Regions from separate parts of the Homo sapiens genome. Here region 1 is linked to region 2. Evidence: read pairs that join two places in POLR2A ChIA-PET (ENCODE). Cell type or tissue: GM12878. All regions are shown on one strand. Each heading gives the region's core, and the rest is flanking DNA. Links, peaks and the distances in the headings are about the cores only. Region 1 overlaps UPK1A (uroplakin 1A). Region 2 has its middle 7.9 kb from the start of TYROBP.

Region 1 (12,567 bases), core at 2,705-10,704, 240 kb before region 2:
TGGTTAATTTTTTTTTTTGTATTTTTAGTAGAGATGGGGTTTCGCCGTGTTAGCCAGGATGGTCTCGATCTCCTGACCTCGTGATCCGCCCACCTCGGCTTCCCAAAGTGCTGAGATTACAGGCATGAGCCACCGTGCCCGGCCCCCAAATTTCTTACAGGAAATTTCTAAAGTAGACTAGAGTCCGCAGTATTTGAGCCCTGCATACCTCTCACCTGATTTCAACAACATCAGCTGCAGACTGCCCGACATTGTCTCCTCTATCCCCCTTCTCTCATACTTTTTCTTCTGGGTATTTTGAAGCACATTCTAGATGCCAAGTCACTTGCCTGTAAATACTGGAGCACACATTTCTCTGAGTGATAAGCACATTGTTTTAAAGCAGTCAGGAGGTTGTGCAATGTCATCCATCTCCCAGCAGCAGAGTTCACACATCCACACGCAACCTCCTGCTGCTTTATAGATGAAGGTGCCAGGTGAGGACATGAAAAGAATTTGCATTAAACATCAACTGACAAGCTTTTTTTTTTCTCCTGCCCTCTGTGCCGTTGGCACAACCCACCAAATTCAATCAAGTTCTTCTATATCTTCCAATACCCAGTCTGTGTCAAATGTCTCTGATTATCTGAGAACATCGTTTTATGTTGTTTGTTTTATTTTAAGAGACAGGGTCTCACTCTGTTGCCCAGGCTGGAGTGTAATGGCACAATCTCGGCTCATTGCAACCTCTGCCTCCTGGGTTCAAGCTATTCTCCTATCTCATCCTCCTGAGTAGCTGGGATTACAGGCACCCATCACCATGCCCAGCTAATTTTTGTATTTTTGCATTTTTAGTAGATGGGGTTTCACCATATTGGTCAGGCTGGTCTTGAACTCCTGACCTCAGGTGATCCACCCGTCTCAACCTCCCAAAGTGTTGGGATTACAGGCGTAAGCCACTGCACCCACCCTTGTTTGTTTTGTTTTAAGAGACAGGGTTTTGCTCTGTTGCCCAGGCAGGAATGCAGTGGTGCGATCATAGCTCGCTGAGGCCTCCAACTACTGGGCTCAAACGATCCTCCAACCTCAGCCTCCCAAATAGCTAGGACTAACACTACCACTAGTAGTAACTATGCTTAACTAATTTTTTTATTTTTATTTTTTGTAGCGACGGGGTCTCACTGTGTTGCCCAGGCTGATCTTGAACTCCAGGGTTCAAGCAATCTTCCCATCTCAGCCTCCCAAAGTGCTGGGATTACAGGTGTGAGCCACCAATGCCCAGCCCTAATTTTTGTATTTTTAGTAGAGAAGGGGTTTCACCATGTTGGCCAGGCTGGTCTCGAACTCCTGACTCAGGTGATCGCCCCCTCGGCCTCCCAAAGTGCTGGGATTATAGGCGTGAGCCACCACGCCTCGCCTGTCTCAAAAATAAATTAATTAAATTAAATATTTCAAAATACAGAAAAGTTGGAAGACAATACAGCGAACACCTGAACACCCACCACATATTATAGATGCTGCTAGTCACACTGCCCCAAACTTTTTTAAAACTTGCATTTCCCCAGTGATGCTTCCCTGACGGGGTGTGGCTTCACGGGCTCTGCCCGACGGGCCGTCCTCCCTCTGTCTCCCCAGTACCTGGTGCTCATGCTCATCGTCTACATCTTCGAGTGCGCCTCCTGCATCACGTCCTACACCCACCGTGACTACGTGAGCCCGGCGAGGCCTGGGGAGGGGCCTGACCTGCATGGGAGGGGCGAGGGTCCCGGCGCGGCGGGGCGGAGGTCGTCCTCTCTCCCCACCCAGCCCTGCCGGCCCTTGTTCTTCCCTGTTCTCCTCAGATGGTGTCCAACCCATCCCTGATCACCAAGCAGATGCTGACCTTCTACAGCGCGGACACCGACCAGGGCCAGGAGCTGACCCGCCTCTGGGACCGCGTCATGATTGAGGTGGGCGGGGTGGACCGGGTGCTGGGAGGGCCCTGGGCTCCGTCCACAGAGGCCGATAGAGCTCCCGATGTGCCAGCTTTTAGAGGAGTGAGTGCCTTAAAGACATCCGCTCATGAGATCTCTAGGAGAGCAGGGCTGCGGTCATCACCGTTCTGCGGATGAGTAAACAGGCCCAGAAAGGGAAAGTCCCTTGCCCGAGGCCACACAGTCGGTAAGTGGTGGGAGCTGGGATTGGAACCCGGCAGCCTAGCTCCTGACCTCCCTGCTCTTAGCCTACACATACTACCTCAACAGAAATGTTGATAATAACAATGATAGTAACAGCACCATTCACTGAGCTAGGTTTCACACTGTTCAAAGGACTTTTATTTTTATATTTTGAGATGGGGTCTTGCTCTGTTGCCCAGGCTGGAGTGATCATAGCTCACTGCAACCTCCAACTCCTGGGCTCAAGTGATCCTCCCGCCTCAGCTTCCCGAGTAGCTGGGAATACAGGTGCGCCCCACCACACCCGGCTAAGTTTTTTAAATTATCTTTTGTGGAGATGGGGGTCTTGCTCTATTGCCCAGGCTGGTCTGGAACTCCTGGGCTCAGGATTGGAGCGATTCTCCCACCTCCGCCTCTCAAAGTGCCGAGATCACAGGCATGAGCCACGAGTGCCTGGCCTCAAAGCACATTTTTTTTTTTCTTTTTATCTTTTTTTTTTTTTTTTTTTTTTTGAGACAGAGTCTTGCTCTGTCGCCCAGGCTGGAATGCAGTGGCGCGATCTCGGCTCACTGCAAGCTCCGCCTCCCGGGTTCACGCTATTCTCCTGCCTCAGCCTCCCGAATAGCTGGGACTACAGGCGCCTGCCACCGCGCCCAGCTGATTTTTTGTATTTTTAGTAGAGATGGGTGTTAGCCAGGATGGTCTTGATCTCCTGACCTTGTGATCCACCTGCCTCGGCCTCCCAAAGTGCTGGGATTACAGGCTTGAGCCACCGTGCCCAGCCTTTCAAAGCACTTTTAAAGCTTTTTTAATCCTCACGACCACTCCATAAGGGAGATCGGCCTTTTAGTGATGAGGAGACCAAAGCAAGAGGTTGAATATCTTGCATGAGGTCACACACCTGGTAGGTCACAGAACTGGAAGGATTCAAACTCAGACTTCCAGGTTTGAAGAGATACAGTCTTCCTCAAATCCAACATGATATTGCACTGGAAAAGGAAGAAATTGGCTGGGTGCAGTGGCTCAAACCTATAATCCCAACACTTTGGGAGGCAAAGGCGGGCAGATCACTTGAGTTCAGGGGTTCAAGACCATCCTGGCCAACATGGTGAAACCCTGTCTCTACAAAAAATACAAAAATTAGTCAGGTGTAGTAGTGTGCGCCTGTGATTCCAGCTACTTGGGAGGCTGAGGCAGGAGAATCACTTGAACCCAGGAGGGGGAGGTTGCAGTGAGCCAAGATGGCGCCACTGTACTCCAGCCTGGACAACAGAGGGAGACTCCGTCTCAAAAAAAAAAAAAAAAAAGAAGAAGAAATTGAGGACTCAAGGAAAACTGAGGCGTCAATGTGGCCCAAGTCCTCTAGCTAGCCAGGATTTGAACCCATGTTTGAAGGGTGCCCAAGCCTATGTTTTCCTCATTCAGGAGCCACAAATTAAACACCTGGATTCCTTACCAAGGCCAGGAAAAGCCAGAAATCTGCCCTTTTTGTGTTATTTTATCAGCATAGTTGTTGATAAAAATATTTTATTTTATTTTATTTTTTGAGATGGAGTTTCATTCTTGATTCCCAGGCTGGAGTGCAGTGGCACGATCTTGGCTCACTGCAGTCGCCACCTCCCGGATTCAAGCAATTCTCCTGCCCCAGCCTCTCAAGTAGCTGGGATTACAGGCGCCCACCACCACACCCGGCAAATTTTGTATTTTTAGTAGAGACGGGGTTTCATCATGTTGGTCAGGCTGGTCTCGAACTCCTGACCTCAGGTGATCCATCCACCTCGGCCTCCCAGAGAGCTGGGATTACAGGCGTGAGACACCGTGCCCGGCAAAAATATTTTAAAATAAGTCAGAGGTGCAGGTTTAATCCAAATCCCCCATCAGCCTCCTGGTCCTGGGACAAATATTGTCTGCACCGTGCTCACACACACAGACACCCACCGGACACACTCGCTTGGAGGCCCAGGACATGGGGAAGTTGGGCCCAGCTGTGTCAAAGGCCAATCCTGCCCCTCCTTGCTGTGTGACCTCAGGCAAGCAACTGTCCTCTCTGAGCCCGAGCCTGCCTGACCCCCTGCTTTTCACTCTAGCAAGAATGCTGTGGCACATCTGGTCCCATGGACTGGGTGAACTTCACGTCAGCCTTCCGGGCGGCCACTCCGGAGGTGGTGTTCCCCTGGCCCCCACTGTGCTGTCGCCGGACGGGAAACTTCATCCCCCTCAACGAGGAGGGCTGCCGCCTGGGGCACATGGACTACCTGTTCACCAAGGTGTGGCCGTCTGCCCTGCTCCATCTGTCTATCCATCTGTCTGTCTTCCTCTGGTCTCTGCTCCCTCTCTGATTCTCTCTTTCTCCCTCCCTGTGTCTGTCCGTCTAGCTTTTTCCCTCTCCTCTTCCCCTCTCTGATTTTCTTGTTTTCTTTTTCTTTCTTTCTTTCTTTCTTTCTTTTTTTTTTTTCAAGACCGAGTCCTGCTCTGTCACCCAGGCTGGAGTACAGTGGCACAATCTCAGCTCACTGCAGCGTCTGCCTCCCGGGTTCAAGGGATTCTCCCACCTCAGCTTCCAGAGCAGCTGGGATTACAGGTGCGCACCACCCTCTTGGCTAGTTTTTGTATTTTTAGCAGAGACGGGGTTTGACCATGTTGTCCAGGCTGGTCTCGAACTCCTGAGCTCAAGTGATCCACCCACCTCAGCCTCCCAAAGTGCTCAGATTACAGGCGTGAGCCACCACGCTGGGTCCCCTCTCTGATTTTCTAGTGCTCCCCCAACTCTCTCTCAAGTCAGCAGGATGCACCCAGGGTCTGTCTGAACCAGACCTGGCACCTACAACTTTACTCAGGTTGTCCGAGAATAAGAGCAATAATAGGGCCGGGCGCGATGGCTCATGCCTGTAATCTCAGCACTTTGGGAGGCTGAGGAGGGCAGATCACTTGAGGTCAAGAGTTCGAGACCAGCCTGACCAACATGGCGAAACCCCATCTCTACTAAAAATGCAAAAATTAGCCCAGAGCAGTAGCACGTGCCTGTAATCCCAGCTACTCGGGAGGCTGAGGTAGGAGAATCACTTGAACTCTGGAGGTGAAGGTTGCAGTGAGCCGAGATTGTGCCACTGCACCCCAGCCTGGGCGACAGAGTGAAACTCCATCTCAAACAAAAAAAAACAAAACAAAACATCAAACAAAACAATAGAGCTAGGCACGGGGGCTCACGACTGTAATCCCAGTACTTTGGGAGGCCAAGGCAGGAGCATCACTTGAGGTCAGAAGCTCAAGACCAGCCTGGGCAACATATCAAGACCCCGTCTCTACAAAAAAGTACAGAAAATTAGCCAGGCGTGGTGGTGCGCGCCTGTAATCCCAGCTACTGGGGAGGCTAAGGCAGGAGGATTGTTTGAGTCTAGGAGGTCAAGGCTGCAGAGAGCTGTGATGGTGCCACTGCACTCTAGCCTAGGCAAGAGACTTAAAAAAGGCAAGAGACTTTAAAAAAAAAAAGGCCGGGCGCGCACAGTGGCTCATGCCTGTAATCCCAGCACTTTGGGAGACCGAGATGGGAGGATCACAAGATCAGGAGTTCGAGACCAGCCTGACCAACATGGTGAAACCCCGTCTCTACTAAAAATACAAAAATTAGCCGGGCGTAGTGGTGCACACCTGTAATCCCAGCTACTCAGGAGGCTGAGGCAGGAGAATTGCTTGAACGCGGGAGGTAAAGGTTTCAGTGAGCCGAGATCATGCCACTGCACTGTAGCCTGGGTGACAGAGGGAGACTGCGAGACTGTCTCCAAAAAAAAAAAAAAGCCAGCTGTAAGATCAAAATCACCCTCAGATTGTCATAGCCATCAGCAGGGCGGCACCTACTTGTGCAGGGCCTGGGTTCAACATCAGCTCCCTGGGGCCCCGAAACCACCCGAGGAGGTGGACAGTGCCATGGTCCCCATTGCACAAGTGAGAAAACCAATGCTCAGGGAAGGTGGTGACTTTCCCAAGGGCGCACAGTGACTCTCGCTTTCAGCGGCTACCCTCATGGGCGTCTTCTCAAACTTCCCCCATCCCCCTGCCCAGGGCTGCTTCGAACACATCGGCCACGCCATCGACAGCTACACGTGGGGTATCTCGTGGTTTGGGTTTGCCATCCTGATGTGGACGGTGAGAGGCGGGGAGCCCACAGGCTGGGTGGGCTGGGGGTGGGGGGCGGAGTGCCCTCATCTCGCTGCCTCCTCGCCAGCTCCCGGTCATGCTGATAGCCATGTATTTCTACACCATGCTCTGAGGGACAGGAGGGGAAGGCAACATACACACCCCGGACTCCTCCGCATCCTCCTCCTGCTTCCTCCGCTGGGCCTGGATGGCTGCCTCACCTCTCACCTCCCAACGTCCCTAGCCCTTACGTCCTTCCACTTCCAAGATCTTTTTCCAGGTTCCTGAGCCCTACTGTGTCTCAGGTGTGCCCTGAAACCCCAGGGCTTGTGTGCACATATCCTTAGCCCATCTTTCAAGGGACCTCTCCATGATCCCACCTCCCATTCACAGATACCTCTCTTGTAGCTCTCTGACCTCCTCCTTCATGGCAGGCATCGCCATTCTTGCTGAACCGTTTGTGATTGCCATTTGAGCTCTGGAAGCCTCTATTGCCATGAGAGTTCTGTCACGGTCACTTTACTGTCCCCATCATCACCCAGCACGGGGCTAAGCATATACTAGATAGTCAATAAATAAATAAATAATGAATGAATGAATGAGTTTTTTTTTTTCTGGGTCACGGGAGAGTGAACAAGAACTGTTCTAGGCCAGGCGCAGTGGCTCACGCCTGTAATCCCAGCACTTTGGGAGGCCGAGGCGGGCAGATCACCTGAGGTCAGGAGTTCAAGACCAGCCTGGCCAAAATGGTGAGACCCCCATCTCTACAAAAATGCAAAAATCAGCCGGGTATGGTGGCGCACATCTGTAATCCCAGCCACTCCGGAGGCTGAGGCAGAAGAATCACTTGAACCCGGGAGGTGGAGGTTGCAGTGAGCTGAGATCGCACCATTGTACTCCAGCCTCGGCAACAAATCGAGGCCCTGTCTCCAAAAACAAAAAAAACTATTCTGATGGAAGTGGTGGAAACCCAACTGTCACTGACTGAAGTGTAAAATGGAATTTATCAGCTCACGTAACTGAGTCAACGGGGCTGGCTTCAGGCATGTCTGGATCCAGATGTTCAATCTAAGTTTCCAGGAAACCTGCTTCATTCCCTGACAGGATTTCTCTGGCAACTCCAGACTTAATGTCTTTATAACTAAGCAATGCAACAGAAGGAAAGAGCCTCTCTCCCAAGGGCTGTAGCCAAGGTCCAGAGTTGTAGCCAAGGTCCAGAGTTGAATCTCACTGTCTCGGCTTAGGTTCTAGGCCCTTCGTTAGGTTGGGAAAGGGAGGGCACCTGGCTTGGTAATCCTGCTAAGGATGCATGCAGTGGTGGTGTTGGAAGGGGAGTTGTTTATCAAAGGAAAATCCAGATACAGGGCTGCTGAGGCTTATAGGTGATAAAAATCCTTCTCCTAGGGATATAGCTTCCAGCAAGTTCTCTAAGGGGTCCATGACAGCAAACCATTACGAATTGAATTATGGCTGGGCACTGTGGCTCACACCTGTAATCCCAGCACTTGCTGAGGTGGGCAGATCACTTGAGGCCAGGAACTTGAGACCAGCCTGGCCAAAATGGCGAAACCCTATCTCTATTAAAAATACAAAAAAGTACCTGGGCATGGTGGTGTGCACCTGTAGACCCAGCTACTCAGGAGGCTGAAGCACAAGAATCGCTTGAACCCGGAAGGTGGAGGTTGCAGTGAGCCAAGATTGCACCACTGCACTCCAGCCTGGGAGACAGAACAAGATTCCGTCTCTAAAAAAAAAAAAAAGAACCAAATTATCACTCTTTGTTCTCCCTGAAGCCACGACTAGGCCTTCCCAAGAGGGCCTGGGGGCTTCCTTCCCCATCAAATAATTTCTTGGGGTTCCCATTTACTCCAGTGGTCTGCAGATAGTCTTTGATTGCTGAATTCAGATTTCATTTTTTAAAAATATGTAATGGATAAAGAGGTCATTATTTATTAGAGTGAAAAATCGGAAACTACCCAACAACCATCACCAAAGGGATGGGTTGTGTAAATCATGTTATGCCCTTGGACTGAAATGCTCTGTGGCTGTTGTGTGTGCGCCTGTGGTCCCAGCTACTGGGAAGGCTTAGGCGGGAGGACCGCTTGAGCCCTGGAGTTCGAGGTTGCAGTAAGCTATGTTCACACCTATGAGTAGCCACTGCACTCCAGCCTGGGCGACACAGCAAAATTCCATCTCTAAATAATAATAATAATAGGCTGAGCACGGTGGCTCATGTCTGTAATCCCAGCACTTTGGGATGTCCAGGTGGGAGGATCGCTTGAGCCCCAGAGTTTAAGATCAGCCTGGGCAACATAGCAAGACCTTGTCTCTATAAAAAATTTTAAAAAGCAGGACGCAGTGGCTCAGGCCTGTAATCCCAGCACTTTGGGAGGCTGAGGTGGGAGGACCGCTTGAGCTCTCGAGACCAGCCTGGGCAACATGGCAAAACCCTGTCTCTACAAAAAATGCAAAAATTATCCAGGTGTGGTGATGCGTGCCTGTGGTCCCAGACACTGGGGAGGCTGAGATGGAAGGATGGCTTGAGCCCAGGAGGCAGAGGTTGCAGTGAGCCGAGATCGCACCACTGCACTCCAGCCTGGGTGATAGAGCCAGACTCTGTCTCAAAAAAAAAAAAAATTAAAAAAATTATCTGGGTGTAGTAGTGTGTGCCTGTGGTCCTAGCTTCTTAGGAGGCTGAGATGGAAGGACTGTCTGAGCACAGGAGGTCGAGGCTGCAGTGCTCCACACCACCACACTCCAGCCTGGGGAACAGAGCAAGAACCTGCTTCAAATAAATAAATATATATATATATAATTATAATAATAAATACTTTTTAAAAGAGATAGCTGTATGTGAGTTGACTATAAAAAGATCTCATAATAACTGGAAAGCCCATATGAGGATGTTCATTAGTAAAATAAATGACTATCAGCAGGGCACTGGGTAAATTAGCTACGCTATATCCATCCTCTGCAATACCACAAAGAGGTAAAAATAAAAAGAACAAGAACTCTGCTTTAACATGGAAAACGCGCTAAGAAATACATAGTAGGAAAAATTGAAAACTATATACAGTACTTTTTTTTTTTTTGAGATGGAGTTTCACTCTTTTGCCCAGGCTAGAGTGAAGTGGTGCGATCTTGGCTCACTGCAACCTCTGCCCCCTGTGTTCAAGCGATTCTCTTGCCTCAGGCTCTGAGTAGCTAAGATTATAGGCACCTGCCACCATGCCCGGCTAATTTTTGTATTTTTACTGGAGACAGGCTTCGCCATGTTGGCCAGGCTGGTCTGGAACTCCCGACCTCAGGTGATCCACTCACCTCAGTCTCCCAAAATGCTAGGATTACAGGTGTGAGCCATCACACCTGGCCCATATAGTACTCTTATTCCTGCAGGGTTGATCAAACGGAGCTTTAGTCTTTTTCTTCCTTAAAAAAATGAGTTAATGTTTTTATAATAATGTTTAGAAGAATAGAGGAAAAACTTTGTTGTTTTGCAGAACACTTTTTTGTTGTTGTTGTTGTTGACGGAGTCTCGCTCTGTTGACCAGGCTGAAGTTCAGTGGCACAATCCCGGCTCACTGCAACCTCCGCCTCCTGGGCTCAAGCAATCCTCCCCTCTCAGCCTCCTGAGTAGCTGGGACTACAGGCACGCACCATCACGCCCCGCTAATTTTTTTTTTTTTTTTTTTTTTTTTTTGAGATGGAGTCTCATTCTGTCGCCCAGGCTGGAGTGCAGTGGCGCAATCTTGGCTCACTGCAAGCTCCGCCTCCCAGGTTCACGTCATTCTTCCGCCTCAGCCTCCCACGTAGCTGGGACTACAGGTGCCCGCCACCACACCCAGATAATTTTTTGTATTTTTAGTAGAGACGGGGTTTCACTGTGTTAGCCAGGATGGTCTCGATCTCCTGACCTCATGATCCGCCCGTCTTGGCCTCCCAAAGTACTGGGATTATAGGCGTGAGCCACCGCGCCCGGCCTGTATTTTTTATAAAAATACAAAAACCGTTCTGCGCCTGGTAGAACACTTCTTTATTACAGCAATATATAAAACAAATATAACTTTAAGCCGGGTGTGGTGGCTCACACCTGTAATCTCAGCACTTTGGGAGGCCAAAACAGGTGGATCACCTGAGGTCAGGAGTTTAAGACCAGCCTGGGCAACATGGTGAAACCCCGTCTCTACTAAAAATACAAAAAATTAGCCAGGCATGGTGGCGGGTGCCTGAAATCCCAGCTACTCAGGAGACTGAGGCACAAGAATCGCTGGAACCTGGGAGGGGAGGTCGCAGTGAGCTGAGATCATACCACTGTACTCCAGCTTGGGTGACAAAGTGAGACTCCATCTCAAAAACAAATATATATATATATATATATATATAAATTTATATTATATATAAACTTAATATAACTTTAAATATTCATAATGACACTATACATTATGATTGATGGTGTTAGTCCACTCTCTCAAATTTGAGAGAATAGCTTGTAGAATTCTTGAAATTCACCAACCTTCTTCATAAAGACACAGGATTGAAATGCATGTGCATGTTTTTGTTAAGAGCATACCAATTTCATTCTCCTCAGTTTTGCTCATAATCTCCGTATTTTCATGCACCCTCAGTGAGTTAGCCAAACTCAAGGCCTTTTATTACGGAAAGGGCTAGCACAGTTGTGGTGACACCCTTAAAAGTTAATATCCTTAAAAGTTAATAACTAATAAGTCAACAACAGATTTTTGACCTAGCTCCCTTTTCCTTTAGAGCAAAAAGAACTTTCACCTGAGCATCCAGCCCAACCCCTAAAGACTGAAAATACCCTTCAAACTCCTTTAAAAGTGCCCTACACAGTGGCTCACGCCTGTAATCCCAGCACTTTGGGAGGCTGAGGTGGGCAGATCATCTGAGGTCAGGAGTTCGAGACAAGCCTGGCCAACATGGTGAAACCCCATCTCTACTAAAAATACAAACATTAGCTGGGCGTGGTGGCGGGCACCTGTAATCCCAGCTACTTGGGAGACTGAGGCAGGAGAATCGCTTGAACCTGGGAGGAGGTGGCAGTGAGCCGAGATTGAGCCATTACACTCCAGCCTGGGCAACAAGAGTGAAACTCCGTCTCAAAAAAAAAAAGAAAAAAAAAAAACAGAACTGGCAGCGGGGAAGGGCTGGAGGCAGTGTCATCAGAGGAAGATTTTTGGATTCCAAGCACAGATGATGATTTGTCTGTGGTCAGTTTGTTTTGTTCTTTTCCTTTCTTTCTTTTTTTTTTTTTTTTAAGACAGAGTCTCGCTGTCACCCAGGCTGGAGTGCAGTGGCGTGATTTTGGCTCACTGCAACCTCCACCTCCCAGGTTCAAGCGATTCTCCTGCCTCAGCCTCCCAAATAGCTGGGATTTACAGGTGCCCCCCGACATGCCTGGCTTTTTTTTTTTTCTCTGAGACAGAGTTTCGCTCTTGTTGCCCAGGCTGGAGTGCAATGGCGAGATCTTGGCTCACCACAACCTCTGTCTCCCAGGTTCAAGTGATTCTCCTGCCTCAGCCTCCCGAGTAGCTGGGATTACAGGCATGCACCACCATGCCTGGCTAATTTTGTATTTTTAGTATAGACAGGTTTTCTCCATGTTGGTCAGGCTGGTCTTGAACTCCTGACCTCAGGGGATCCACCCGCCTTGGCCTCCCAAAGTGCTGGGATTACAGGCATTAGCCACCGCACCCAGCCCCTGGCTAATTTTTGTATTTTTAGTAGAGATGAGTTTTCGCCGTGTTGGCCAGGCTGGTCTCAAATTCCTGACCTCAAGTGATCCACCCGCGTCGGCCTCCCAGAGTGCTGGGATTATGCCTTCTGTTGATGATGTCAATCACTTTTTGCGGTTGGTCGTCTCCTTGATCTGAATAATCTGAATCCATATCTTCGTATTCTGCCCAAAATGCCTCCACTGGAAGCCATAAACTGGGCCCAAGTCCCCTTCTTCTCAGTGGAGAATCCCAAGTTGTCCAAAAAGGGCTCCACTGCCTCATCTCACATTTTCACTCTCTTGGAAGACAGTTCTTCAGCATATGTGGATCCCTTGATAAACGACAGCAACTCCTCCAAAACATTGTGGTTGTCAGCAGAGGAAAGTCACTTCTCAGGCTGCAGTGGGACTGACTGACTGCCTGCCTGCCGAAAACGAAAACAGCGGCGGCAGAGAGCAGGTGCCCTGGGGGCGTCCTTCCTGCAGCTGCAGCAGACGATGTGCTCCACCTGCCTTAGGTACTGCAGCTCCCCGTGGGGCGGACAGGGCTCAGCATCCCGCTCC
Region 2 (12,567 bases), core at 607-8,606:
TATTTGTGAGGATATTGTGAGGTCTATTAGAATAATGCCTGGTTGAGTTCAAGACCAGCCCGGCCAGCATGGTGAAACCCCATCTCTACTAAAAATTAGGCTGGGCACGGTGGCTTATGCCTGTAATCCCAGCACTTTGGGAGGCTGAGGCGGGCGGATCACGAGGTCAGGAGATCGAGACCATCCTGGCCAACATGGTGAAACCCGGTCTCTACTAAAAATACAAAAAATTACCTGGGCATGGTGGTGGGCACCTGTAGTCCCAGCTACTCAGAAGGCTGAGGCAAGACAATACCTTGAACCTGGAAGGTGGAGGTTACAGTGAGCTGAGATCGCGCCACTGCACTCCAGCCTGGGCGACACAGCAAGACTCTGTCTCAAAATAATGATAATAATAATAAAGGGCCAAGCGCGGTGGATCACGCCTGTAATCCAACACTTTGGAAGACCGAGGTGGGCGGATCCCCTGAGGTCGGCAGTTCGAGACCAGCCTGACCAATATGGAGAAACTCGGTCTTTACTAAAAAATACAAAATTAGCCTGGCGTGGTGGCGCGTGCCTGTAATTCCAGCTACTCAGGAGCCTGAGGCAGGAGAATCGCTTGAACCCAGGAGGCAGAGGTTGCAGTGAGCAGAGATTGCGCCATTGCACTCCAGCCTGGGCAACAAAAGCGAAACTCAGTCTCAAAATAATAATAATAATAATAATAATAATAATAATAATAATAATAATAATAAACTTTCACTCCTGCTCTAAAACTTACCTTGGTTTCTCACTCTGCCTTATGTCCCTTGGTCAAATTCTTTTTTGAGGAGGCAAGGATTGAGGTTGCTGCAGACCCCTATGGATTCACTGCTGCGAACATACTTCGGTACCGTGTGACTTGGATATGTTCCATGCTAAAAATTAGTATGTCCAGTCTCGAGTTCTCAGCTTAGCTTGATAAAAATCCTCCCTCAGCCAGGTGCAGTGGCTCACACCTGTAATCCCAGGCGTGATTTTGGATTTTGGGACTTTAGGAGGCCAAGGAGGGTGGATCACCTGAGGTCAGGAGTTTGAGACCAGCCTGGCCAACATGGTGAAACCCTGTCTCTACTAAAAATACAAAAACTAGCCAGACATGGTGGCAGGCGCCTGTAATACCAGCTACTTGGGAGGCTGAGGCAGGAGAATCGCTTGAACCTGGGAGGCAGAGGTTGCAGTGAGCCAAGATCATGCCATTGCACTCCAGCCTGGATGACAAGAGTGAGACTTTGACTCAGAAAAAAAAAAAAAATCCTCCCTCAGTCCTTCAGCATCAGCCTCCTAGTCTCATCCTCCCCACTTCAGCCAGGCCTGGGCTGTCCCCAGAAGATATTCCCCAAGCACCATCCAGTCATACGGATGTGGCCATAGGGGCTGGAATCAGGGTCCTAGAGCGCCACCTTTAGTTGCTGAGATGTGGGAAAGTCCAAGGGGTCCCCAAAGAATGGACTCGGGTGGTAGCAGACATCTGTGGGCTATGTGGGCTCTTTACTAACCAGAAGTGGAATGTTTCAACATTTTAGCAACCAATACAACTGTGCTGATGCAGACCACAGGTGGCAGGTCTGGGCTGGCCTCTGGGCTAGAGGACGGATAAAACACTCTCTTTGGCCAGGCATAGTGGCTCACACCTGTAATCCCACCACTTTGGGAGACTGAGGCGGGTGGATCACTTGAGGTCAGGAGTTTGAGACCATCCTGGCCAACATGGTGAAACCCCGTCCCTGCTAAAAAATACAAAAATTAGCCAGGCGTGGTGGTACACATCTGTAATCCCAGCTACTCAGGAGGCTAAGGCAGGAGAATCGCTTGAACCTGGGAGGCAGAGGTTGCAGTGAGCCGAGATCGCACCACTGCACTCAAGCCTGGGCAACAGAGCAAGACTCCGTCTCAAAATAAACAAAACAAAACAAAACAAAAAAACCCTCCCTCTTTGGATGAAGGAAGAAGCTGAGATTCAGGGCACCCAGCAACAAGGCGCTGCCCCAAGACACTGCCAGACTCCTGGAAGCTGAGCTGAGGGCCTCCACACAAGATCAAGAGGTGAGTGTCTCACCCTCTCTGGGCAGCAGGCCAAGAGTTGGGGAAGCCAACGCTGACTTTCCCAGAAACCAGGTAGTGTGTTGGCCTGTGACCAGCTCACTTCTGTGGAAGCTACAGTCCCTCCCCACTCTCCCAGCTTCCACACTGGCCCCTCCACAGCCTGTCCTCCTCAAAGCAGCTGGAAGCTTTGTAAAACATCAGATGAATAGAGGCCAAGGCAGAAGGATCGCTTGAGGCCAGGAGTTCAAAACCAGCCTGGGCAACATAACGAGACCCTGTCTCTAATTCTTTTTTTTTTTTTTGAGATGGAGTTTTGCTCTTGTCGCCCAGGCTGGAGTGCAGTGGCGCGATCTCCGCTCACTGCAACCTCCACCTCCCGGGTTCAAGCAATTCTCCTGCCTCAGCCTGCCGAGTAGCTGGGATTACAGGCATACGCCACCATGCTTGGCTAATTTTGTATTTTTAGTAGAGATGGGGTTTCTCCATGTTGGTCAGGCTGGTCTCGAACTCGCAACCTCAGGTGATCCACCTGCCTCCGCCTCGCAAAGTGCTGGGATTACAGGCGTGAGCCACCGTGCCCAGCTCTAATTATATTTTTAAAAATAGGCTGGGCATGGTGGCTCACGCCTGTCATGCCAACACTTTGGGACACCAAGGCAGGCATATTACTTGACCTCAGGATTTCAAGACCAGCCTGGGAGCCAGGCGTGATGGCTCAAGCTTGTAAATCCCAGCACTTTGGGAAGCTGAGGCAGGTGAATTGCTTGAGCCCAGAAGTTTGAGACCAGCCTGAGCAACAGGGCAAAATCCCAGCTCTACAAAAAATACAAAAATTAGCCCAGCATGGTGGCACCTACCTGTAGTCCTAGCTACTAGGGAGGCTGAGGTGGGAGGATCACCTGAGCCTGGGGAGGCAGAAGCTACAGTGAGCTTTGATTGTGCCACAGCAGTCCAGCCTGGGCCACAGAGTGAGACCCTGTCTCAAAAAAGAAAAAAATTAATTAATTTAATTTAAAAATCAGACAAATAGCCTAATTTTTAAGTGACCAAAACATTTGAACAGACACTTCACTAAAGATGAGACGTGAAGGCCGGGCGTGGTGGCTCACTCCTGTAATCCCAGCACTTTAGGAGGCCAAGGTGGGCGGATCACCTGAGGTAAGGAGTTCGAGACCAGCCCAGCAAATATGGTGAAACCACATCTCTGTTAAAAACACAAAAATTATCTGGGCGTGGTGGCAGTTTCCTATAATTCCATCTACTCAGGAGGCTGAAGCAGGAGAATCCCTTGAACCCAGGAGACAGAGGTTTCAGTAAGCCGAGATCGCACCGCTGCACTCCAGCCTGGGCAACAGAGCAAGACTCCATCAAAAAAAAAAAAAAAAAGCCAGCGTGGTGGCTCACGCCTGTAATCCCAACACTTTGGAAGGCCAAGGCGGGCAGATCACCTGAGGTCAGGAGTTCAAGACCAGCCTGGCCAATATGGTGAAACCCCATCTCTACTAAAAATACAAAAATTAGCCAGGCACGGTGGCAGGCATCTGTAATCCCAGCTGCTTGGGAGGCTGAGGCAGGAGAATCACCTGAACCTTGGAGGCAAAGGTTGTAGTGAGCTGAGATCAAGCCATTGCACTCCAGCCTGGACGACAAAAGTGAGACTCCATCTCAAAAAAAAAAAAAGAAGAAGAAGAAGAAGAGACATGAATGGCCAGGAAGCCTGTGAAAAAGTGCTCAGCACTATTAGTCATTAGGGAAATATAAACGAAACCTCAGTGAAATGTCACTGCACGCCCACTTAAATGACTAAAATTAAAAAGACTGACCCTATCGAGTGTCAGCAGAAATGTGGAGCAGTTGGAAATCTCAGACACTGCCGGTGGAAATGAAAAATAGAGCAACCGCTTTGGAAAATAGTCGGTTGTTTCCTTTAAACATTCTGCAGTAGCTCACACCTGTCATCTCAGTGCCTTAGGGGACTAAGGTGAGAGGATCTCTTGAGGCCAGAAGTTCAAGATCAGCCTGAGAAACATAGCAAGATACCATATTTACAAAAATTGTTCTTTTTTTTGAGACAGAGTCTCATTCTGTTACCCAGGCTGGAGTGCAGTGGCACGATCTCAGCTCACTGCAACCTCCGCCTCCTGGGTTCAAGCAATTTTCATGCCTCAGCCTCCTGAGTAGCTGGGATTACAGGCACCCACCACCACGCCCGGATAGTTTTTTGTATTTTTAGTACAGGTGGGCTTTCACCATGTTGGTCAGGTTGTTCTCAAAGTCCTGACCTCTGGTGATCCACCCTCCTCAGCCCCCCAAAGTGCTGGAATTAGAGGCGTGAGCAACTGTGCCTGGCCTAATTTTTCTATTTTTCATACAGATGGGCTTTCACCATGTTGGTCAGGCTGATCTCGAACTCCTGACCTCAACTGATCCGCCTGCCTCAGCCTCACAAAGTGCTGAGATTACAGGCGTGAGCCACTCTGCCTGGCCCAAATTTTTTTTTTTTTTTTTTTTTTTTTTTTGAGATGGAGTCTCTCTCTGCCGCCCAGGCTGGAGTGCAGTGGCTCGATCTCGGCTCATTGCAGCCTCCCCGTCCCAGATTCAAGCGATTCTCCTGCCTCAGCCTCCCAAGTAGCTGGGATTACAGGCATGAGCCACCACACCTGGCTAATTTTTGTATTTTTTTAGTAGGGACAGGGTTTCGCCATGTTGGCCAGGCTGTTCTCACACTCCTGGCCTCAAGCGATCCTCCCACCTCAGCCTCCTAAAGTTCTGAGATTACAGGCATCAGCCACCATGCCTGGCCCCCAAAATTGTTTTAAATTAGCTAGGCGTGGTGGAGCACACTTGTGGTCCCAGCTACTCAGGAGTCTGAAGCAGGAAGGTTGCCTGAACCCAGGGATTGGAGGTTGCAGTGAGCTATCGTGGCACTACTGCACTCCAGCCTGGGTGACAGAAGGAGACCCTGTTTCAAGAGAAAGAAAAAAGGAAGGAAGAAGGAAGGGAGGGAGAGAGAGAGAAAGAAAGAAGGAAAGAAAAGAAAGAAGAAAGAAAGAGAGACAAAAAGAAAGAAAAGAAAAGAAAAAAAAGAGGCTGGGGGCGGTGGCTCACGCCTGTAATCCCAGCACTTTGGGAGGCTGAGGTGGGCAGATCACAAGGTCAGGAGATCCAGACTATCCTGGCTAACACGGTGAAACCCTGTCTCTACTAAAAATACAAAAATATTAGCCAGGCATGGTGGTGGGTGCCTGTAGTCCCAGCTACTCGGGAGGCTGAGGCAGGAGAATGGCGTGAACCCAGGAGGCGGAGCTTGCAGTGAGCCGAGATTGCGCCACTGCACTCCAGCCTAGGCAACAGAGTGAGACTCCATCTCAAAAAAAAAAAAAAAAAAAGAAGGGGATGTGTGATGTGTTCAATGACATTAGGGAACCCACTGAATCTCTAGGAGGTCCAAGAAATCAGTCCCTGAGCTACACAGATCAGATCCTACTCCTGCCTTGGGGAGCAAACACCTCAGCTCCACTGCTAAAGTGATCTGGGACCTTCTGTGAAGGCTTCTGTCATTTGCATCAGACACTGGGGGAAGTTTGGCAATTTCTAAGAAATTTAAACATAAACACACCATACAACCCAACACTCCCACTCCTAGGTATTTACCAAAGAGAAGTGAAAACGTGAGTTTATACAAAAACCAGTACCATATATTAATAGTGGCTTTGTTCATAATTGCCCCAAACTGGAAACAACCGAATGGTTCTTCACTGGATGAATGGATAAACAAGTTGTTTATCCATTTTTTTGAGATCCACACGGTGGGATACTACTCAGCAATAAAAAGGAATGAACTATTTTTACTTATCTTTTTATTGGAGAAAGGGTCTTGCTCTGTTACGCAGGCTGGAGTGCAGTGGTGCAATCATGGCTCACTACAGCCTCAACTTATTGGGCTCAAGCGATCCTCCCACTTTAGCCTCCCAAGTAGCTGGGACTATAGGTGCGCATCACCATGCCCAGCTAATTTTTATATTTTTCATAGAGATGATGTTTTGCCATGTTGCCTGGGCTGGTCTTGAACTCCTGGCCTCAAGCGATCCTCCCACCTCATTCTCCCAAAGCCCTGGAATTACAGGTATGAGTCACTGCACCTGGCCTCACCAATATTTTTTTCTCCCCTTCTTCTTCTATAGGTGTGAGCCACCACGTCTGTTTTTTTTTTTTGTTTTTTTTTTTTTTTTGAGATGAAGTTTTGCTCTTGTTGCCCAGGCTGGAGTGCAATGGTGCAACCTTGGCTCACTGCAACTTCTGCCTCCTGGGTTCAAGCGATTCTCCTGCTTCAGCCTCCTGAGTAGCTGGGATTACAGGCATGCACCACCATGCCCAGCTAATTTTTGTATTTTTAGTAGAGACGGGGTTTCATCATATTGGTCAGGCTGGTCTCTAATTCCTGACCTCAGGTGATTTGCCAGCCTCGGCCTCCCAAAGTGTTGGGATTACAGGCGTGAGCCACCACTCCCGACATCCTAATTTTTATTTTTATTTTTTTAGAGATGTGATCTCACTCTGTCACTGAGGCTGTAGTGTACTAGCAGGAACATAGCTCACTGCAGCCTCAACCTCCCAGGCTCAAATAATTTTCCCACCTCAGCTCTGCAAGTAGCAGGGACTACTGGCAGGCACCGCCATGCCAGCTAATTTTTAAATTTTTTTGTAGAGATAGTGTTTCACCACCTTGCCCAGGCTGGTCTCAAACTCCTGAGCTCAGGCAATCCACCTGCCTTGGCCTCCTAAGGTGCTGGGATTACAGGTGTGAACCCCCTTGCCCAGCCACCCCTTCCTCTACTGAAACAGAATTTGTAGTTGGGCATGAGATTCCCTAGCCAAGAAGATGTCTCTCATCCTCTTTGGAGCCTGTTGGGGCCATGTATCTGTTTTCTGGCAAACGGAACTTGGGAAGAAATGATGCGGGCAACTTCCAGATTGTGTCCCTAAAGTCAGAGTATGCCCTCTCCTTTTCTGCTCTTCCTATTGGCTGGAATGTGGCCCTTATTCTGGCTGTGGGCACCCACTTTAACCACAACAGCTAACATTTTGAAGGCTTTTTAAGTAGAATCCAAGTAATGCTTGATGGTTTCATCAATTGTGGTTCATCCATAACATAAATAGAGTCATGGCCAGGCATGGTGGCTCATGCCTATAATCCCAGCACTTTGGGGGGCTGAATCAGGAACCTCAATTGTGGCCAGGAGATCAAGACCAGTCCGGGCAACATAGCGAGACCTTGTCTACGAAAACAAACAAACAAACAAACAAACAAACACATCAGCCGAGTGTGGTGGTACATGCCTGTAGTTTCAGCTACTTGGGAGGCTGAGATAGGAGGATCACCTGAGCCCAGGAGGTTGAGGCTATGGTGAGTCATGATTTGATTGGGCCACTGCACTCCAGCCTGGGCAACAAGGACAGAGCAAGACTCTGTCTCAAGGGGAAAAAAAAAAAAATTAAGAACTTGCCACAGTGGCTCATCCCTGTAATCCCAGCACTTTGTGGGGCCAAGGCAGGAGGATTGCTTGAGGTCAGGAGGTGTAGACCGGCCTGAGCAACATAGAGAGACACTCTCTCTACAAAAAAAATTAAAAATTAGCCGAGCGTGGTGGCACACACCTGTAGTCTGAGCTACTTGGGGGGCTGAGGTGGGAAGATCACTTGAGCCCTGGAGGTCGAGGCTACAGTGAGCCGAGATCACGCCACTGCACTCCAGCCTGGGTGACAGAGCGAGACTCTGTCTCCCAAAAAAAAGAATTAATGGCCGGGCGCGGTGGCTCAAGCCTGTAATCCCAGCACTTTGGGAGGCCGAGGTGGGCAGATCACAAGGTCAGGAGATCAAGACCATCCTGGCTAACACGGTGAAACCCTGTCTCTACTAAAAATACACAAAAAAATTAGCCAGGCGTGGTGGCGGGCGCCTGTAGTCCCAGCTACTCGGGAGGCTGAGGCAGGAGAATGGCGTGAACCCAGGAGGCGGAGCTTGCAGTGAGCGGAGATATAGCGCCACTGCACTCCAGCCTGGGCGACAGAGTGAGACTCCGTCTCAAAAAAAAAAAAAAAAAAAAAAGAATTAACATTCACCAAAAGATATCTTAGAATGATAATGTGGCTATATATTTAGATCTATATTTTAAAAGGTCATTATTACTTAGCGATATGTACTTCCTACAAATTTGGGAGGTGAAATAATAAGACGTCTGGAAAGTGTTAAAAGCAATCCAATAAAGAAGAAGTAGGTTCAGGTAGAGAGGGAATAAGATTAGCACGAATTGACAATTATTAAAGCTGGCAATAAGTCTATGGGAATTCATTATACGATTCTCTCTACTTTTGTGTATGTTTGAGATTTTTTATTAAAAAAAAGATAACCATTAGAAAATGGTTACAGAGTAGGAGAAGAAATTTGTAACACATAATGCAATGAATCTGAACATATCCTGCACACATAAATAACTCCTTAAAAACAAACAGCAAACCCCAGAAGAAAAATTGGCAAACTCAAGTAGACACTTAATTAATTAATTTAATTTATTTTATTTTATTTTTTGGAGACAGTCTCACTCTGTCACCCAAGCCGGAATGAAGTGGTGCAATCTTGGCTCATTGCAACCTCCACCTCCCAGGTTCAAGCGATTCTGCTGCCTCAGTGTCCCGAATAGCTAGAATTACAGGCACATGCCACCACACCCGGTTAATCTTTGTATTTTTAGTAGAGACGGGGTTTCGCCATGTTGACCAGGTTGTTCTCAAACTCCTGAGCTCAGGCAATTGGCCCACCTTGGCCTCCCAAAGTGCTTGGATTACAGGCATGAGCCACTGCATCTGGCCAATTGATTTATTTATTTGAAACAGGGTCTCACTCTGTTACCCAGGCTGGAGTAGAGTGGCAGAATCCTAGCTCACTGCAGCCTCAACCTCCCTGGCCTAAGCCATCCTCCCACCTCAGCCTCCCAAGTAACTAAGACCATAAGTATGGGCTACTATGCCTGGCTAATTTTTAAATTTTTTTAGAAACAGGGTCTTGCCCAGGCTGGTCTCAAACTCCTGGGCTCAAGGCGTCCTCTGGCCTTGGCCTCCCAAATTTCGGGGATTGCAGGCATGAGCCACTTCAAGCAAGCACTTCAGAAAAGAGGAACTCTAAATGGCAATAAAGGTGTGAAAAGGTGCTCATCCTCAGAAGGAGAACAAACATTAAAACAATGTAAGGCCTGGTGCAGTGGCTCACGCCTGCAATACCAGCACTTTGGCAGGCGGAGGTGGAAGGATCACCTGAGGTCAGTAGTTCAAGACCAGCCTGGCCAACATGGCAAAACCCCGTCTCTACTAAAAATACAAACATAGCCGGCATGGTGGCACATGCCTGTAATCCCAGTTACGAGGCCGAGGTAGGAGAATTGCCTGAACCCGGTAGGCAAAGGTTGCAGTGAGCCAAGATTGCAACACTGCAGTCCAGAGTGGGCGACAAGAGTCAGACTCCATCTCTAAAAACAAACAAGACTAGTAGCGCAAAACCGCTCCACACCTTTCCCTCTACCCCTAGAAATGTCGAAATTTTCAAAATCCGACACTACCAGATGTGGTGAAATGTGGAGCCACAGAAAATCTCATACACCTCTGAAGGAGGCAGAGGGGTTGAACCACTTTGAAAAACAGTTTGGCACTTTACTTCCCAGAGACCCAACTTCCGCCCCTATCTGTATCTGAGAGAGATGGGTGCAATAGATGCCAGGAGCCTTGTGTAAGGATAGTCACCCTATTTGTAAGGCCACCCTATTTGTAAGGCTTTTCAAAAGAAACAACCCAAATGCCCATCGCAGGAGAAAGGATACATACCTTGGGGCATATCACACAATGGAATACCGTGTAACCATGGGAATACATACCCTAGATCCATTTGCCACAACATGGACTTATCTCTCAAAGATAATGTTGAGTGGAAGAAGAAAGAAGCCGCGGGCACGGTGGTTCACGCCTGTAATCCCACCACTTTGGGAGGCCGAGGCGGGTGGATCACGAGGTCAGGAGATCGAGACCATCCTGGCTAACACGGTGAAACCCCGTCTCCACTAAAAATACAAAAAATTAGCTGGGCGTGGTGGCGGGCACCTGTAGTCCCAGCTACCCGGGAGGCTGAGGCAGGATAATGGCGTGAACCCGGGAGGCGGAGCTTGCAGTGAGCTGAGATCGCACCACTGCACTCCAGCCTGGGCAACAGAGCGAGACTCTGTCTCAAAAAAAAAAAAAACCCGCATACAAGAGTATATACAATATGGTTCCTCCTTACATAGAGTTAAAAAATAGTCCAAATTAGACTACACTGTTTTAGGAAGCATACATGTAAGGCAACATTATTATTATTATTATTATTATTATTATTATTATTGAGACGGTCTCGCCCTATTGCCCAGGCTGGAGTGCAGTGGCCCGATCTCGGCTCACTGCAAGCTCCGCCTCCCGGGTTGATGCCATTCTCCTGCCTCAGCCTCCTGAGTAGCTGAGACTACAAGCGCCCGCCACCACGCCCGGCTAATATTTTTTGTATTTTTAGTAGAAACAAGGTTTCACCGTGTTAGCCAGGATGGTCTTGATCTCCCGACCTCGTGATCCGCCTGCCTCAGCCTCCGAGAGTGCTGGGATTACAGGCGTGAGCCACGGCGCCTGGCCTATTATTATTATTATTATTATTATTATTATTATTGTTGTTATTATTGTAGACAGGGTCTGGCTCTGTCACCCAGGCTGGAGTGCAATGGCACAATCACTGCAGCCTCAAACTCCCAGGTTCCAGCAATCCTCCCACCTCAGCCTCCTGGGTAGCTGGTACTACAGGTGCATGCCACCACTTCTGGGTAATTTTTTTTTTTATTTTTTGTAGAGATGAGGTTCTTACTATGTTGCCCAGGCTGGTCTTGAACTTCTGTCCTCAAGGGATCTTCTTGCTTCAGCCTCCCCAAGTACTGGAGTAACAGGCGTGAGTCACCTCGCCCTGCCAATAGGTGGCAAAATAATTAAGAAAATCAGAAGTGTTCCATCAGAACCAACATGGTGGTTGCCTTTCAGGGGACAGTACACTTTGTAAATAAAAAGGAACAAAAGAGGAATGTTCTAGAATACATCAATTACATTTATTTATTTATTTATTTGTTTATTTATTTATTTATTTTTAAGACAGGGTCCCCCTCTGTCACCCAGGCTGGAGTGTGATGGCACAATCTCAGCTCACTGCAGCCTCGACCTCTGGGGCTCAAGTGATCATCCCACCTCAGCTTTCCAAGTAGCTGGGACTACAGGCGCATGCTACCACACCCAGCTAATTTTTTGTATTTTCGGTAGAGACGGGGTTTCGTCACGTTGCCCAGGCTGGTCTCGAACTCCTGAGCTCAGGTGATCCGCCCACCTCTGACTTCTCTCTTCATGTGGAAGTAGATGCCTGAATAATTTTACTCAATGATTCACTGTGCTGTGCATTTGTCTTCATCTATAGGCATTTTGTATGTCACAACAGATAAAGTTTAAAAGATCTAGCCAGGCATGGTGGCTCATGCCTGTGATCCCAGCACTTTGGGAAGCTGAGGCGGGAGGGTCACTTAAGCCCACAAGTTCAAGACCAGCCTGGGCAACATAGCGAGACCCTGTCTCTACAAAAAAATTTAAAAATTAGCCAAGCATGGTGATGTGCACCTGAGATATCAGCTACACAGGAGGCTGAGGCAGGAGGATCCCTTGAGCCCAAGAGGCTGAGGCTGCAGTGAGCCATGTTTGTGCCACTGCACTCCAATCTGGGTGACAGAGTGAGACCCTGTCTAAAAAAAAAAAACACTATGCAAAAATTAGCCAAGCTTGGTGGTGTGCACCTGTAATCCCAGCTACTTGGGAGGCTGACGCAGGAGAATCGCTTGAACCTGGGAGGTGGAGGTTGCAATGAGCCAAGATTGTGCCATTGCACTCCAGCCTGGGCAACAGCAGAGACTCCGTCTCAAAAAAAAAAAAAAAAAAAAAAAAACTAACTAATAATGCTTGCTCATTATAAAAAATTTGAAAAATGCAGCAAAATAAAAAAGAAAAAGAAAATTCACCCACTTCTAAGAGACAGCTTCTATTAATGTTTAATTATATTTCCTGTCTTTTACTGGGCATATTTGTATGTATTCTGACCATCCTGTATATAGAAATTTGCATCCTGACCATACTCTATATGCAAATTTGCATCTGGCACATTTTTGCAAACAATTTTTATTAACTTGGAATGAACAGCTGTATTTCCTTCAACTACTCAAATATGACCTGACCTCACTATTGTACACCACCTTTTTGCTCTGGAAAGTAACCAAAGAGATGATCCTCACAGTCCTTAGGGCAGAATAAATTATGTTTTTTCTTTTTTTTTTCTTTTTTCTTTTTTTTCACTCTGTTGCCCACGCTGGAGTGCAGTGGCGCGATCTTGGCTCACTGCAACCT

Evidence for each region. ChIA-PET counts read pairs that join two places held together with the same protein. Peaks named below come from ENCODE experiments on the same cell type or tissue, not always from the same donor. Only the 100,000 strongest peaks of a DNase experiment are listed, where the experiment ranks them.
Region 1: POLR2A ChIA-PET joins it to region 2 with 10 read pairs; 5 of 35 experiments call an interaction of 5 or more read pairs at or near these places.

Annotation. Positions count from the first base shown.
Region 1 is chr19:35,671,618-35,684,184 of GRCh38, forward strand. UPK1A (uroplakin 1A) reads left to right here. Exons shown (of 8, transcript NM_007000.4): 4 at 1,615-1,689; 5 at 1,821-1,928; 6 at 4,223-4,402; 7 at 6,195-6,278; 8 at 6,358-6,864. The coding sequence ends at 6,402. UPK1A-AS1 (UPK1A antisense RNA 1) reads right to left here and starts at 1,674. Exons shown (of 2, transcript NR_046420.1): 1 at 1,618-1,674. It also overlaps the pseudogene TYMSP2. RefSeq lists an enhancer at 11,974-12,475. In GM12878, for the core only: no CTCF peak of the experiment used is centred there; no DNase peak of the experiment used is centred there; H3K27me3 peaks cover 132 bases.
Region 2 is chr19:35,909,959-35,922,525 of GRCh38, forward strand. No RefSeq gene overlaps it. Among named protein-coding and RNA genes, the nearest start is that of TYROBP, 7.9 kb to the left of the region's middle. In GM12878, for the core only: a CTCF peak has its summit at 1,425; no DNase peak of the experiment used is centred there; H3K27ac peaks cover 2,706 bases.